Linked DNA regions of Mus musculus: all the other regions are linked to region 3. Evidence: chromatin contacts called from ENCODE Hi-C or POLR2A ChIA-PET data. All regions are on one chromosome and are shown on one strand. The core of a region is the stretch at or near the end of the contact, and the rest is flanking DNA. Distances in the headings are between cores, read along the strand shown.

The links. Hi-C counts contacts between places; a loop is a spot of excess contacts on that map. ChIA-PET counts read pairs that join two places held with the same protein, here RNA polymerase II (POLR2A).
Region 1: POLR2A ChIA-PET joins it to region 3 with 13 read pairs in Patski. The contact joins the promoter of Dnaja1 here to the promoter of Aco1 in region 3. POLR2A ChIA-PET finds 5 or more read pairs at or near these places in 2 of 5 experiments (Patski and embryonic stem cell).
Region 2: a loop to region 3 is called in a map of T-helper 1 cell, with 2.7 times the contacts of the local background. The contact joins the promoter of Aptx here to the promoter of Aco1 in region 3. A Hi-C loop is called at or near these places in 2 of 37 maps with a recorded cell type or tissue (T-helper 1 cell and adrenal gland). POLR2A ChIA-PET finds 5 or more read pairs at or near these places in 4 of 5 experiments (Patski and embryonic stem cell).

The regions. Positions count from the first base shown.
Region 1 is chr4:40,720,849-40,725,484 of GRCm38, reverse strand. It overlaps Dnaja1 (DnaJ heat shock protein family (Hsp40) member A1), which reads right to left and starts at 3,017. Exons shown (of 9, transcript NM_008298.6): 1 at 2,852-3,017; 2 at 1,641-1,782; 3 at 1,335-1,512. The coding sequence starts at 1,772. Gm6297 (predicted gene 6297) reads left to right here and starts at 2,644. Exons shown (of 3, transcript NR_077226.1): 1 at 2,644-2,853; 2 at 3,818-3,991; 3 at 4,091-4,636. Mir207 (microRNA 207) reads right to left here and starts at 2,568; the gene lies at 2,490-2,568. It also overlaps a transcript of Aptx not described here.
Region 2 is chr4:40,700,182-40,704,918 of GRCm38, reverse strand. It overlaps Aptx (aprataxin), which reads left to right and starts at 1,725. Exons shown (of 8, transcript NM_001025444.3): 1 at 1,725-1,782.
Region 3 is chr4:40,141,810-40,146,709 of GRCm38, reverse strand. Aco1 (aconitase 1) reads right to left here and starts at 3,445. Exons shown (of 21, transcript NM_007386.2): 1 at 3,169-3,445.

The sequences.
Region 1 (4,636 bases), core at 1,768-4,267, 580 kb before region 3:
ATTTTTCCCTCTAAATTAATCTCATCTTAAAGACCCATATCTGGCTAGAGCAAAAGATTGCCACATAGCCGAAGTAGGTTGGTTGAGATCACATAAGGACAGCCAGGTTAGAGAAATGAAATCACCTGTCAACGGTTAATAAGTCCCTAGCTGGTGATCCTTCCCCTAGGACTTTATCCACGGCCCGCCACGAGCATTGCCTGATTACCAAAGAAAGTCCCAATCCTTTCTGAATATCCGAATATTCTTACTCTTTAAGTAAGGAGTTAAAATTAAAGTCACGACATTGTGCTGCTTTCTCATTTTCACTTTGTAAGCAAGTAGGTTCTCACAAATTGAAAGTCCGAGCTTTCTCAACTTTATACAGAGTACAGAAAGGAAAAAGCAAGCTTCTGGAAACTGACGGAGTCCATTCTCCAAAGCAGCACAGTTAACAAAAGCCCTCAAACTCATCTAAGCCAAAGTCAGTCTACCTTTCTGTAGCTCATACCATCTTATGGCTGAGCAGGCCGACTGCGATTATAGGTTGGTTTTTTAAATATGTTTATGTGAAAACCAAGAGGCCAGAAGAAGCAGCTGCTGGTCCCCTGGAGCTGGAGTTTCAGGCAGTGGTGAGCCAGCTATCGAGTGTGGGTGTGGGAAACAGAACCTGGATCTTCTACAAGGAATGGCAAATGCTCTTGACTTAATCACTGAGCAGTTTCTCAGGCCCACAGGTTAATTGTTCTAAAAACATAGTAAACAGTTTTTCCAAGTCCCTTTAAGGAGCAAAGTGAAATTTAATGGCCTGCCTATTTGTTCTAGAACTGTGCCTATGAACTAGTTTATATTAACTATATATACTGAGAACAAAGTGCTATTTTACCCTTCAATACTGTCTTCCCATAGACATCTTTTGGCCAAACACTAAACACATTAAGCTGAGCTAGCAGAGCTGAAACAAGAGTCAACAGCAGCAGCTATCTGCAGACAATGAGCTTTTCTCAGGCTCTGCTTGCTCAGGGTTACTTTTCTAACAGAAAGGGCCACTGCACTTACCACTGGGTTCTAAGAGCAGGTGGTATTATCCAAGGGAGGACAGGGCTTAGAAACCTAAGTTAGTACACTTTGTTACCCCCACTGTTTGGGAATCTATGGGGTTAGTTATACCTGCTTTTTGGCTTAGCTATTTTTTAGTTACAGAAAATCTCAATGACACCAGAAGTCAAAGACAGTTCACGGACAGAGTGTAACATCATACCAACGTGTAAACAAGCATTTGAATAAATTCTCAAGTCTTTTTTTTCCGCAGCAGTTATTTCGTTCTAGCTGCAGGTAAGCCAGATTTTTCTTACCTCTCCTTTCTCTTTGCATTCTTCCTCCTCCTCCAAAGAACATATCAAAGATATCCATGGGTGAGCCAAAACCACCACCTGCTCCGCCCTCTTTAATCGCCTGCTCCCCTCCTTTATCATATAGTTCCCTTTTTTTGGAATCAGCAAGAACTTCATAAGCTTGAGAAATCTGTTTAAACTGTTTCAGAAAAGGACATCCCATTAGAAACAACTGTTACAAAGCACAGCTACGGTAGACTTTAAGGCACGAACAGAAAGATACACACACTGCAACACTGCTGCTGAGCTGTTTGCCTGTGCCCTTACCTTTTCCCCTTCATTTGGATTCTTATCAGGGTGGTACTTCAAGGCCAATTTTCTATATGCCTTTTTCAATTCTTCCTGGGTGGCATTGGGTTTTACCCCCAAAACATCGTAGTAAGTGGTTTCTTTCACCATTTTTTACAGCCTGAAACCAGAAAATGGTAATTTTAAACCAGCTTTAAACTTTTGTAGAAAAGATCCAACTGCTTCTGCCTCCTGAGCACTGGGATCAAAGGTGTGCGCCACGACTGGCTCTTAACGGGTAGTCTTTAACTACCAGAGCTAAAGCAATCTGTTCTTTTGCATTTATTTCATACTAATACAGCCTTCCCTACGCGTCTTAAAAGGTAAAAAAAAATTCCTGATATGATTCAGCTGTAAACTCGAACAGATTAAAATATAGATTTCAGGGAACGCGAAGGAAAGCCTCTCTCGCAGCTGGTTCAGACTCTACTGCACTAACACATGAATTATTTGGCTTCTTCCGGTTTCCTTTCCCCAGAGGTTTTGCTAGTAACCCACAGCAGCACTGATAGGTTCCGTCCACTGGTTAGTACATTACCGCTGCCTTTGTACATCTGATAAAGGCCATACCCTCGCCGGAAAGCGACACTGGACTCCCGGGGGTGGAGGAGTGGCTTAGGAGACCGGCTCCAGGGAGCAGGTGCCCGGGCCCCGTCGCCATCCTGCTCCTGCTCGCTCGCAGCTTACCCACTCTCGCCCCGCAGGCCTGGAAGCTGGCTCGCCCTCTGGGTTTCCCGGGCCCCCCGGCGCCGACCGTTAAGGCTTCCTTCCTTTCTCCCTCCCACCCTGATCGAAAAGGCGGAGGGGGGGGGGAGGTCGAACCTCAACAAAGAGAGGGAGGAGAGCCAGGAGAAGCGCAAGCCGCAGCCTCCGCCCGGCTCCTCCCGCAGCCCCTCACCCCTGCCTTGCTCCGCGCGTGCGCAGCGCTGCCCACCCGGCCCGGGCGGCGGAGCGCGGGGGTACGCAGCAAGGAGCATGAGGCGGGAGGCCAATTGGCTTGGGCCTTGGACCTCCTCGAGGCGTGCGGGCGGGCAGGGCGCCGGGCATTCCCGGCAGCCTTCCGAAGCCCGAGGCCGGCTCAAGGAACCCGCAGTCCCCGCCCACGCGGGACCAACCGCCTCCGGCTGCGCCTTCCCCGGCTGTCTGGGGTCCAGACCGCACGCCGCGACCGAGGGAGGCCGGAGACTCACCGGTGAGCGGGCCGGCGCCGGAGAGCGGAAAGGAGCGGAGCACAGCGCAGCTCAGCCACACGCTGCTCCTCCACCACCCACCGAGCGTTCTGGAAAGTTCCGCCCGGCCCGCCGCAGCCGACCTCTTTTGTAGCCGAGCCCCGGCGCGTCACTTGCCGGAAGTCCCGCCCCTCGCCGCTGCCACCGCCCCTCGGTTACCTGGGCAACGGCGCGGGGGCGGGAAGTGGCTGCGCCCAAGGGCCTTGTGGGGGTGGACTCAAGCCCGGGTTCCCGAGCCTCGTAGAATTTTCTAGAGGCTTTTTTTCTTATTGCGAGGAACCAGAGTGCGGAAGTCTTGAGGTGGAGAGGTCATGTCCCAGAGCCCGTAAGCCGGGGACGAGTGCTTCAGGCGTTGTGCGCGCTGTGCTGAAGGGGATTGGTGGAACCCAGCCCTGGCTGCGAGTCTGATTTTCTGCAGCTCCAGCTCCTTAGCTCTGAGCCTTGCGGGCAAGAAATGCTGAGCAAGGCGGGCCTACTCCCTAAACCAGCCTCGCAGGCTTTGGTTTCACCCAAGCGCACTTATGTCAGAGCTTTTTGGACGAGCCTGGCCCAGGCTTCAGATCCTTTTGGCTCTGACGACTTGGGCGGAGGGAATCTGGGACTTCACCAAACAGGAAAACATTTAGAATGCCTCATGCTAACGGAGGGTCATGGTCTTCCACCCAGTTTGGCCGCAGAGGAGCGGCCAAAAGCAAAATTAATTGCTTTAGCTTATTGTTTTAATTCTCTGACCGTTTTTATTTCCAGTTGGTGACTCAAAAATCTATAGTTGGCAAAGTTGAATCTTAAGCTTTCAAAGGACAGAGTGAATGTTTTTCTTATTCACTAACACAATAGATACATCAAAGAAGTGGAGGTGTAAGCTTGAAAGAGTTCACATATTTTAAAGATTTATTTTGAATCCTCTGTGTGTGTGTGTGTGTGTAGGTGCCCAAGGAAGCCAGAGGCATGGAGTCTTAAGTCTGGCTTCAAATTCTGAAATCTCCTGTCTCTGAGCAGTTGTGAAGGGTGGTACATGCTCTTAACCGCGGGGCCTCTTGCTTGGACTTTCGTTGGAAGTGGAACAAGCTAAAAACTTATAAGAGAAATCACAAAATACAGGTCAGCAGGTGAACAAGAAGCAGTTAAGCACACTTCCTAATGGAAGTGCAGAGTGTGGGATGAGATTCTTTAAATGTTCGTTTTATTGTGTGTTTCTAGGCTTGTGGACCATTGTAGTTCTCTCGTACCTTTGCACGGGCAACTCAAGTCTTCAGTGCGTTACCAGCTGAGCGGCTGTCTCAGTGCTTTATGGAGATCACAGGTAATTGGATGTAGCCAGAGCTAAGGGAGCTGGAAAGGCTGTCTTCAAACCTACCCAAAGACATCTTTAGCTCGTGGTCTTAAAAACCTCCGGATTTTGGGATTTCTACCTTGAGCTGTCCTGCCTCTCCACCGTTACTGCTTTCACTAAACTCTGTTGTGGTCACTAAAGCTACGCCACTTCCCTTACAGACTTTTTGATGATGTGCTGTGGTTTTGGTTGAGAAACATCTTTTCTCAGCTTACGTGTTACCCTCTCAGATATCACATCTATCAATAGGTTACGTCTTTAAAGCAGGGGCTCTTTACCTTCCTAACGCTGCGACCCTTTATTACAGCTCCTCATGTTGTGGTGTCCCCCAACCATAAAATTATTTTCATTGCTTCTTCATAACTGCAATGTTGTTACTGCTGTGAATTGTAATATAAATATGTGCCAAAGGT
Region 2 (4,737 bases), core at 476-2,975, 560 kb before region 3:
CTGATGCCCTCTTCTTGTGTATCTGAGGACCGTGACAGTGTATTCATATAAATAAAATAAATCTTAAAAAGTATTAAAAAAATAAAAACCCAAAGAAAAACATTAGCCTTAAAAAGGATCTTTTGACTTGTGCCACATTGTAGATGAAACTTGACACCTAGCTAAGTGAAAGAAAATGATTACAAAAACCAACACTACATGATTTCACTTAAATGGTATTTCCAGATTGGTTAAACCCATGGAAGCTAAGAGCAGAATAGTGGGGCTTTAGGGTGACAAAAATTAGTAGTTGTTTGATTCATAGAGAAACTGAAAAAATTTTGGTGCGTAGTCCCCTAGCAATGTGAACCCCAGTGAATGTCTTAAGTGCCTGCCACGCCCTTGACCGTGCATTGTTCCAAACAACCTTGCTTTTCTGGTCAGTGCACTGCAGACAATGGAATAGACCTAATACAGTGGCTAGGAAAACTCTGCTCAATTCTGCACAAATGACCCAGTTTAATTTTTAGCTGTACGAGACACAATGGAGACTGCGTAGAAGTCTTGGCTAAGAGGCCTAATCCTGAGGGAAAACGCAAACTGTCGGGTCACCAGATCTGCCTTGATGTCTTAGGCAGTTATGGACCACGTTCTCAGCCTTGAGGTTTGTACAGCTTGAGATTCCTCCTCCCTTCCTGCTCTGATCCTAACATACACCCGCATCTTCTTTGTCAACAAAAGCACGGCTTTCCCTTGCTCTCAGGGACATCCTCCCATCCTGTCTTGTCATCTCCATCAGACAGTGGAGCCTGCTTTTTCAAGAAAACAATAGTAACCCATTTGATCAAGAAACAAAAGAGCTCTTAGCTGAGAGTGGGGACGAAGACCTGTCATCCCAGTATTTCAGAGGTAGACGCAGGGGATCTTGAGTTTGTGATTAGTCTAGGGCACAGTGAAACCTTGTCTAAACAACCCCCCCACCCCCAAAAAAGGGGGCCTCCGTAAGGTTCAGTTTCGACTGCGTTTCAGATTCTACACTCTGATTTTACTCACGAGATAGGAATTCTTTCATCTGCCAAGAAGTCTTTAGTGATTTACAATACAAGACTTTCAGGGAACGTCCTGGAATTGCTATAAAAATCAGTACACATATGTCATCCCAACCTCCTGCTGATTGCCCTCAGTTCATTTAGAGAAGACATCATAAAAAAAAAATCTTAGCAGGGTTCCTCTGTCTCTCTCTTCAGTCTTTTTTCTCCTTATAGAGAGAAAGAAAAGTGTAATTTTAACGTGGGTGGTAAGGCACTCCAGCCTGTAGTTTAAACGATGGCTTCAAAGCTGTGTTTGGTAGCTCACATCTGCAATCCCAGCACTGGGGGAATCTAAGGAGATTCTCGCGAGTTCAAGACCAATTTGGGCTACAGAACGAATTTCTCTCACTACCTCCAACCTCGTTCTTTCCCTTTCAAAGATGGCTTTAACTTATAGCAAGCTTCCTGAGGAGGAAGTGCTAAAAGGCGACATGGCTGCGTAGATGAGCCACAGAAGACTGCTGTCTGAAATCTCTCCGGATTCAGACAACCGGGAGGCTGCGAGCAAAGGAGCTATCCTCACGGGGGACAACTAGCGGCTAGCGCCACTGTTCTACCTGGGTATCGGGCGAGAAAACGTTCCAGCCAATTCTCGAAAAGATACTGGAATCATCACCGGTTGCTAGGCAGCCGTTTGTGACGTCATCTCTCAGCACCGGAAGCGGCGAGGCGCAGTAGAGCAGCGTGAAGTTTGTGGGTGTCCACAGTCGAGGTAAGTTAATGGTCCGCCTGCCTTCGTAGTTTGCTGGGTTAGAAGCGGGCAGGGGCATTTGGCCCGGGCTGCTAACTCGGAGCGGTGACCTTGAGGGTGGAGTTCGAGGTTTCTTTCTTCTGGGCGGATTAGGCTCCACCCCTTGGTCTTGCTCAGGTGGGCGTGTTTCAGAGTTTTGTTTCCGCCGCATTGTTCCGGCCTCCCACCCTCCCCGCCCCCCATCCCCACCCGGCTCCTGTACCTAGTTGGCTGCCAGATCAGCATGAAAAGATTTAGAGATAAGAGTGGACAAAGTCCATGCAGCGGGGCTGTTCAGCCTGACAGGAAAGTGTTTCTGCCAGAAACGCCTTCCAAGAGTAACTCGAGGTGCACTAGCAGTGTCCCCAGCGGGCCTTAAGAATGCCGGAAGCAGTGTAAGGTCTTTCTCTTTACAATGCAGAGATTCAACAAAGCAGGGGTTTTTGAAATGACACCAATTTGGAATTGCTGGGTAATTACTTTTGAGAAATCGACATATATTGGGGATTTCGTAAGAGGCCCTTCCTCCCCACTTAATTTTAGAGGTCTCCTGTAGCCCAGCTGGCCTCCTCAAATTTCTGATCCTCTTGTCCCTACCTCCCAGTGATGGGATACAGGCGTTTGCCACTGGGCTTGGACAATTTTTTTTCTTCTTCAAGATGGGTAACAGTATGTAGGGTAGTCTAACCTCAAACTTCTGGATATCCTGTATTAGCCAGGAGCCATGCTGCATTCTTGAAAGATGGTATGTGCAGGTAAAGGTGCCTGCATGTATGTCTGGGGAGGGAAGAGTGAGGATGTTGGCCAGTGGAGCCAGTCTGTGAAATACTTAGCCTAATTCCTCTGAGAAATTAGAAGCTGAGAGTCTTAAGTTCAAGTCTGTGTTGGACATTAGTCCACACTCACTTGTGCTTATGCAACTTTAAGTTTAATTGGAAATTCAGTTCCTTACTTGTGTTAATGGCCCTTCAAAAGCTCAGTTATCAGTGTGGCTTGAAGGTTTACTACATTTCCATTGTTGAAGAAAATTCTTGTGCTAACAGCGCTTCAAGATAGATTTCTGGCCTCATGTCACTTGCCCTGTCATTTGGGTTTCCTAACGTCATTGTTTGTATATGCTAGGCCCAGGGCGTGGCACTAATAGGAACTGTGGCCTTGTTGGAGTAGGTGTGTCACTGTGGGTGTGGACTTTAAGACCCTTGTCCTAGTTGCATGGAAGCCAGTCTTCTCCTAGCTGCCTTCAGAACAAGAGGTGGAACTCTCAGCTCCTCCAGCCCTATGTCTGCCTGAACACTGCCATGTTCCCACCTTGATAATAGTGGACTGAACCTCTGAACCTGTAAGCCAGCCCTAATTAAATGTTGTCCTTATATGAGTTGCCTTGGTCATGGTGTCTCTTCATAGCAATGGAAACCCTAACTAAGACACCTAGGACTCAAAAATAGCTAGGTGGGGTCTGGTGAGATGGCTCAGCAGTTAAGAGCACCTTTTGGAGGTCATGAGTTCAAATCCTAGCAACCACATGGTGGCTCATCTGTAATGAGAAACAAATAAAGAACCTATGGGCCGGAGAGAGTGGGCCCTGGAGCAAGCGGGATTGGAGCAAGAGGGAGAAAAGGGAAGGGGAAAAAAGAGCTGGGTGGTGTTGGTGGTACATGACTTTAATCCCAGCGGGAGGCAGAGGCAGGTGAACCTCTTGAGTATGAGGACAGCCTTGTCTATAGTTCCAGGACAACCAAGGCTACACAAAGAAACTCTGTCTGGAAAAAGGAAAACCAACCAACCAGAATTAATCAGGGCATAGTAACCAGTGGTGTAGTCAGCAAATGGGCCATTGCAGAAGGGAGAGGGAATGGTAGAATGAACTTCTGTTTTGGGGCATTCTACTTTAAACAAACCCAGCTATGTTCTTGTATTCTGCAGTCATTAATTCCTACAGATTGGGTCTGGAGGCCCAAATGGGCCAACCTGCTGTTTAAGGTTTTGTGTAAGCATTGTGCAGTAACTGCATCAGCTCCACAGGAAGCAGTGCATCGGAGCATCACAACTTAAGAACTTTGTGGCAGAAGGGAGTGTGTTTCCATCGTCTTGCCATGTTCCTATCTGTTCACTGGATTCTCTCTTCCTACTCAGAAGCTGCACTGTCTGCTGGCTTCTTTGTCAATCATAAGACTTGTTTCTCAATACCCAGTAAGGACATGCTTCACTCTCCTGTCTCTTACCTGCCCAGCCATCAATTTGTAGCTGGTCCAACAGATGCCCCATGGGAGGTAGCATTATAAATGGGATCTGCCTGCAGTACCATCACCACTAGGCCGGGGTTTAGATCTTAGATGAACAGCTGACTTTATACTCGTATCAGCTCCCCTCAGAGACCTGTTGAATTGTCTTTTGGACTTTCTGGCCTCTGTTTTAATAGCAGCTTCTGGATTTGTCTCTGATCCCAGCTCCCTGCACTCCTTTGCCTACACATGGCCCTTGGCTAGGTATTCTTGGGCTTCTGTTGATTCATCATCCTCTGACATGTAAAGCTTGGCTTTGTCTCCTGCTGACTGTGTTGGAGCTTAGCCTCTTGTCCCGGTGTTCTTCCCCTACTTTGCCCTCTTTTTGAGTGACACTTGAGGCGGCGTGTCTGGTGCAGCCAAGTCCACCTTCTCCTGACTCACACTTCCTTGTGGAAGCCTGCACTGTCACGTGTGCTCTTTAACCCGAGATGCCTGTTTCAGTCCTTCCTGCTCAGTCCCCTTGGCTCTTGGCCTTCTCTGACCTGGTGGCTTTGGAGGCCTTTTCTGACTGACAGAGAACTTTGAACTGAATTGGTAAATTGTTAATCCGCTCTGAACTCCCCGCTGGTGGCACTTTTGCTACCACAAGCCAAAATGCTCTGGATTCGTGAATGTAAGACACACACACACACACACACACACACACACACAC
Region 3 (4,900 bases), core at 2,196-4,695:
CAGCTGATAAATGGGATAAGGAGATATTGTCCTTGATTAACAAGAAGGAATGAAAAAAGACCTCAAACATGTTGCCAATAAGTATGCACTAAATAAAAGACAAAGTTGAAGGAAAAAAGAAAGAGATGCTGCTGGGTTTGTGCCTACAGTTAAAGTCTACACTGTATTAGAAGGCGGGTCCATCTACCCCAGTGTAAATCTGAGATGGCTCTAGAGAGCCTGGAATAGGATTCCCCTCACTGTGCATACCATGGAGTCCTTCTGTTAACAACCTACTCTGCATTCTTCTATGATTGATTCTAAGACCTCCGTAGCTTCAACTTCCACACACATCCACCTTGGAGATTCCAGTCCCAGAATTCCTGAAGAACGTCCTTTTCTGCACAGAAGATATTTTTGAAGCATTCTAGTGTAAGAGTTTGTAAACTATGGCCCAGTACCTGTTTTGTAAATAAAGTTTTATTTGAACACAGATATGCTCCTTTGCTTATATTGCCATGGCTGCTTTCTTACAGTAGCAGCATAAGAACTGAATGGTTGTGGTTTTTGCTGTCTGGCTTTTCACACACACACACACACACACACACACACACACACACACATGTTGATCAATATTAGTATATTTTAAATACAGCCTTCCCTGTCCCCATCTACCAAAAATTTGGAAGACTTGAATAAAACACCTCATACCTAATATCTTTGTTCAGGCAAAGGAGTCTGACTTTGCCAAAAAAAACAAAAAGAAAAGAAAGGAAGGAAGGAAGGAAGGAAAGAAGGAAGAAAGAAAGAAAGAAAGAAAGAAAGAAAGAAGGAAAGAGAGAAAAGAAAGAGAAAAGAAACCAAATTAAATGCACCTTGGCTCCAACAGCAGCAGTGTGCTGGTAAATGTTTAGCAATTTGTTCCCAGGTAGAAAAAAACTCATACATGGAGTGCTGGATGATTTCCATGTTGTAAATAAATATTCTCATTATGGTCCATTTCAAGCTACAGAAATGTAACACTGCTGAACACAGAGTTGAGAAGACACGTGCACAAACACTAGCATAAATCTCTCTCAGGAAACCATGGGTGTTTGGGACACCTACTAACCACAGTCTAGTTGGAAAGTCAGAGACACGAAAGTTCTGAGAGATGAAGTAACCTTCACAATGCGAGGCCAAGAACGGACACAGGTTGGGAGGGACTTTCCTATGCAGACTCTAGTGGTCGCATGAGGAGGTATCTGCTCCTAAAAGACAGGAGATTGGAGCAAACAAGACAAACAATGTTGTTTGTCGGGGAAAAGGTAATAAATACCATTTATTTTAATTGTCATCTTTACATGTAGGCCTCTGGTTTCCTTTGCATGTGCTTTTTTTGATGCACACCTTCCTAGCAGGTATTGCTTTCTTACATGACCGTGTTTCATGTACACATACAGGCAGGAAATGATCTCAACTGGACGGTACTTACCTATGCTCTTGACTGTAAATTCCAGACAGGCCCTTCACCTTCTAAAATCATTCATTTCCCAAGGTCCAGAAGAGTTGGAGCTGAGATAAACATCTACTCAAGGATGAATAAGAGAGGCTCCAGTATCAACAATGTGTATAACAAGAACACAAGGGCTCAGATCCCAGCCCCCTTCTCCCGACTGTGGGAGCAACAGCATGAGGACAATCATTTCTAATGTATTACTTAAAGTGCTGAAGCTGCTCAATCAGAACACAATAGCCTCTTTGGGTAGAGGATTAAGAAACTTGTTTGCTTTGAGGTATACATTTTTTGATAATATGTATATAACTTCTATCTCAAATTCCTGTAGACAGCATGAAACAAAGGAAAGACTCTAATGCAGGGTTCCATCTATCACACACAGACACAATGGGCAACTGCTTTCCAGTGGCAGAGGCAGGACCACACACAGAGCTCACCAGGAATGTGGAAGTGGCAGAATTCGGAGACTGGGACACCATACTTCAACAGACCCAAGGCTAGAAACCCCCAACAGAACTGAACACAGGGATAAGGAGGCAAAAACATGCCACCTGGTGTTTTAGACATGACCTCTCAACTGCTTGGTAATCTTACAGCAACCCCTACACATTTGGCATGGTCTAGTCACACCCACCTCCCTGAACTCACAGGTCTGGTGTGCTACATCAGGTTTACACACATCAACTCAGCAGGCACAGAAACAACCAAGGCACACATGAACATCACCCAAAGCCACCACCAACTGTGGGGATCTCGTATTCCGTTGGAAAGTGAGGTCCAGAGTGCTCCTGGGTATCAGAGGTTAACTCCTCCACGGTGCGGAATGGAAGAACCATAAATAAAGTGGCAAACCCAGTGAACTATGCCTCCTAAGCACTGGCTACTTCGGTGGTTCTAAAGTATGCTGCAGAGAAACACAGGCGCAGGTGTTTGGACGGTCAAAACCACTCTTTAAGCAATACAATGTTACATTTTCACCAATATACTTAAAAGTCTTCAGAAGCTACATGACCTGTCATACTGCAACAGGCTGAGTGTCTTCTAAGCAGAGATTTGCAGGAAGGTTAAAGAATGCCATTCTTAATAACAGTGTTTTGGAAACTACAGAATCGGTCTATCTGAATTAAGTATATTAAGTGTCTATACGCTGTATTTATACACTGCAAAAATCAATAGGTACAATCTATATAACAAAGGTTCTTTAGGCGCGCTGCCGGTCCTAAATGCAAAAGTTCGGCAACTTCTGCTGGGAGGCTGTCATGCGTGCTGCAGGGAGATCTGCGGTTCTAGTGCACTGGGCTGGCCAGAGTGGTACAGTCCCGTTCTCCTTGGGTTTCTCAATCAATCACCTTGGACTCTATGCCCTTCCACTGAGGGGGCTCTTACCCTCACCCCGCCTGCCTTCGCCCCGTGCTGGGGACTCCAATCTGCCGGGCACAATCGTTCCTTTCTATCCCGTGGGCTGGGCCTGGCACAATGACACCCCGGCGGTGCGGCCCTCACACCAAGGCGAGAACTCCCGGGGCGCCGAGTAGAGCCACTCCCAGTCCAGAGCGACGCAGGCTGGGGAGCGAGTAGAGAGGTCACCCCAGGAGCCAGCTCCACCGCCTCCCCGCAGCTCTCCCCGTGTCCTCGGGTCTGCACCCGTGGGAAAGGCCTGCACGGACGCCCCGGGGCCGCGTGGTACTCACCGCTCACAGTGCAGTTCCCGGAGCACACAGGCGGGTGCTAGCAATGTCCCAGGCCGACTCCGCGCTCCTCCCACTGAGCGGTCCTCCGGACGCTCCGGCAGCGAGGCGGGACCGGTGGAGAGCGGGCCGGAACCAGCTGCTGCGGGAGAGGGGCGGGGCCCGGGCCTCACTCCGCCCCCCGAGGGGCGGAGCCTGGGCACCTCCTCCCTCTAGAAGCTGCAAGCGATGGCTGAAGCTTGCAGTCTAGTCCGGGTGCGCCCTCCCTTCGGAACCTTCCGATCTTGGCAGATGGGCGGAGTCTAGGGCCTATTCCGCCCCAAGGCCCAGATCTGACTTGAGGTTGCGGCCAAGGGGCAGAGCTTGGGAACACCTCTTCTTTCCAGAGCCTGAAGGCAGACCATACCGAGGGACGAGTCCCAGGCCCCTACATGGCCAGGTTTAGGGGCTGGGCACCGTCCCACCCCTAGAACAAGAGACTCGTGGCCACGGACGGGGGCGGAGCCTAGGACCTGCTCCACCCCTCTGTACCTCCTAGGCCCGAAGGCCCGAAGCTGAAGGCTATTGATCTTCGTGGCTCCTCCCCATAGGCGGGAGAAACTGGGCCCCGAGGCTGCATCTAGCTTTGCTAGTGGCTCAGTCCCAGGAAGTGTAGAGCCGATTTCTAGGCTTTTCCTCTTTTGGAGCGTGGAGAAGGCTGACTGTCCCTCACGAGGGGCAGAGTGTGACATGTAACTGCCTGACTAACGTAGGGAGCCTTAGGATTTCTGTTGCTGCGATGAAACGCCATGACCAAAAAGCAAGCTGAGGAGAAAGGGGTTTATTTGGCTTACACTTCCAATTCACTGGAGGAAGTCAGGACAGGAACACAAGCAGGGCTAGAACCTGGAAGCAAGCACTGATGCAGAGGCCGTGGGGGTGATGCTTAATGCCTTGCTTCCATGCCTTGCTCAGCCTGCTTTATCATAGAACTCAGGACTACCAGCCTAGGTGAGACCACTCACCATGGGCTGGGCCCTCTCCCATTGAGAAAATGGTGAGAAAATGCCTTACAGCTGGATCTCATGGAGGCATTTTCTCAACTGAGACTCCTTCCTCTCTGATGACTAATTTGTGTCAAGTTGGCACACAAAACGCCACCTTTCTTTTAAATGCTGGGTGGTAAGTACGTTTTCTGAGTGCCTCTTCCAGTGTCCCCCACCTCCTCCACCTTGCCCTTCACTTCCTATTCCTACCCCAACTACTGTTTTGTTTTAGATTTCTTCCCGAGGGTTTAGTTGTTTGGGGTTTTTGGTTTGATTTTTGAGTCAGATACTCATGGGCCCCAGGCAGGCTTAGAGCTCATTGTTTGGTGGAACTCCCCAGACCTTGGACTCCCTACATCTACCTTTAAAGTGCCGGGACTGCAGGTTCTGTCCCACCACACCCAGCTCTTATAAAAGGCAGTTTCTCCGTTATTACTAGCTCAAAGCACAGGAAGTATACATCAGGAGCACACTTCAACATGTCTGTAGCTTACACAGAATGCAAACTTTCTATATATAAAACTTGGTTTTAGCCTACAGCAACCCATTAATTACAGCACATGCTGTCCACCGATCTAAAGTCTGAGCTGTGAGACTGAGTGGGGGTTCCGTCCATGCTTAGCAGTTTAGCCTCTCAAGTCAATGTGAATTTGGAAACATGATTGATTAGCTCTAGATGAAAGGATGTAAGGTTTTGCTGCCCAGATCAT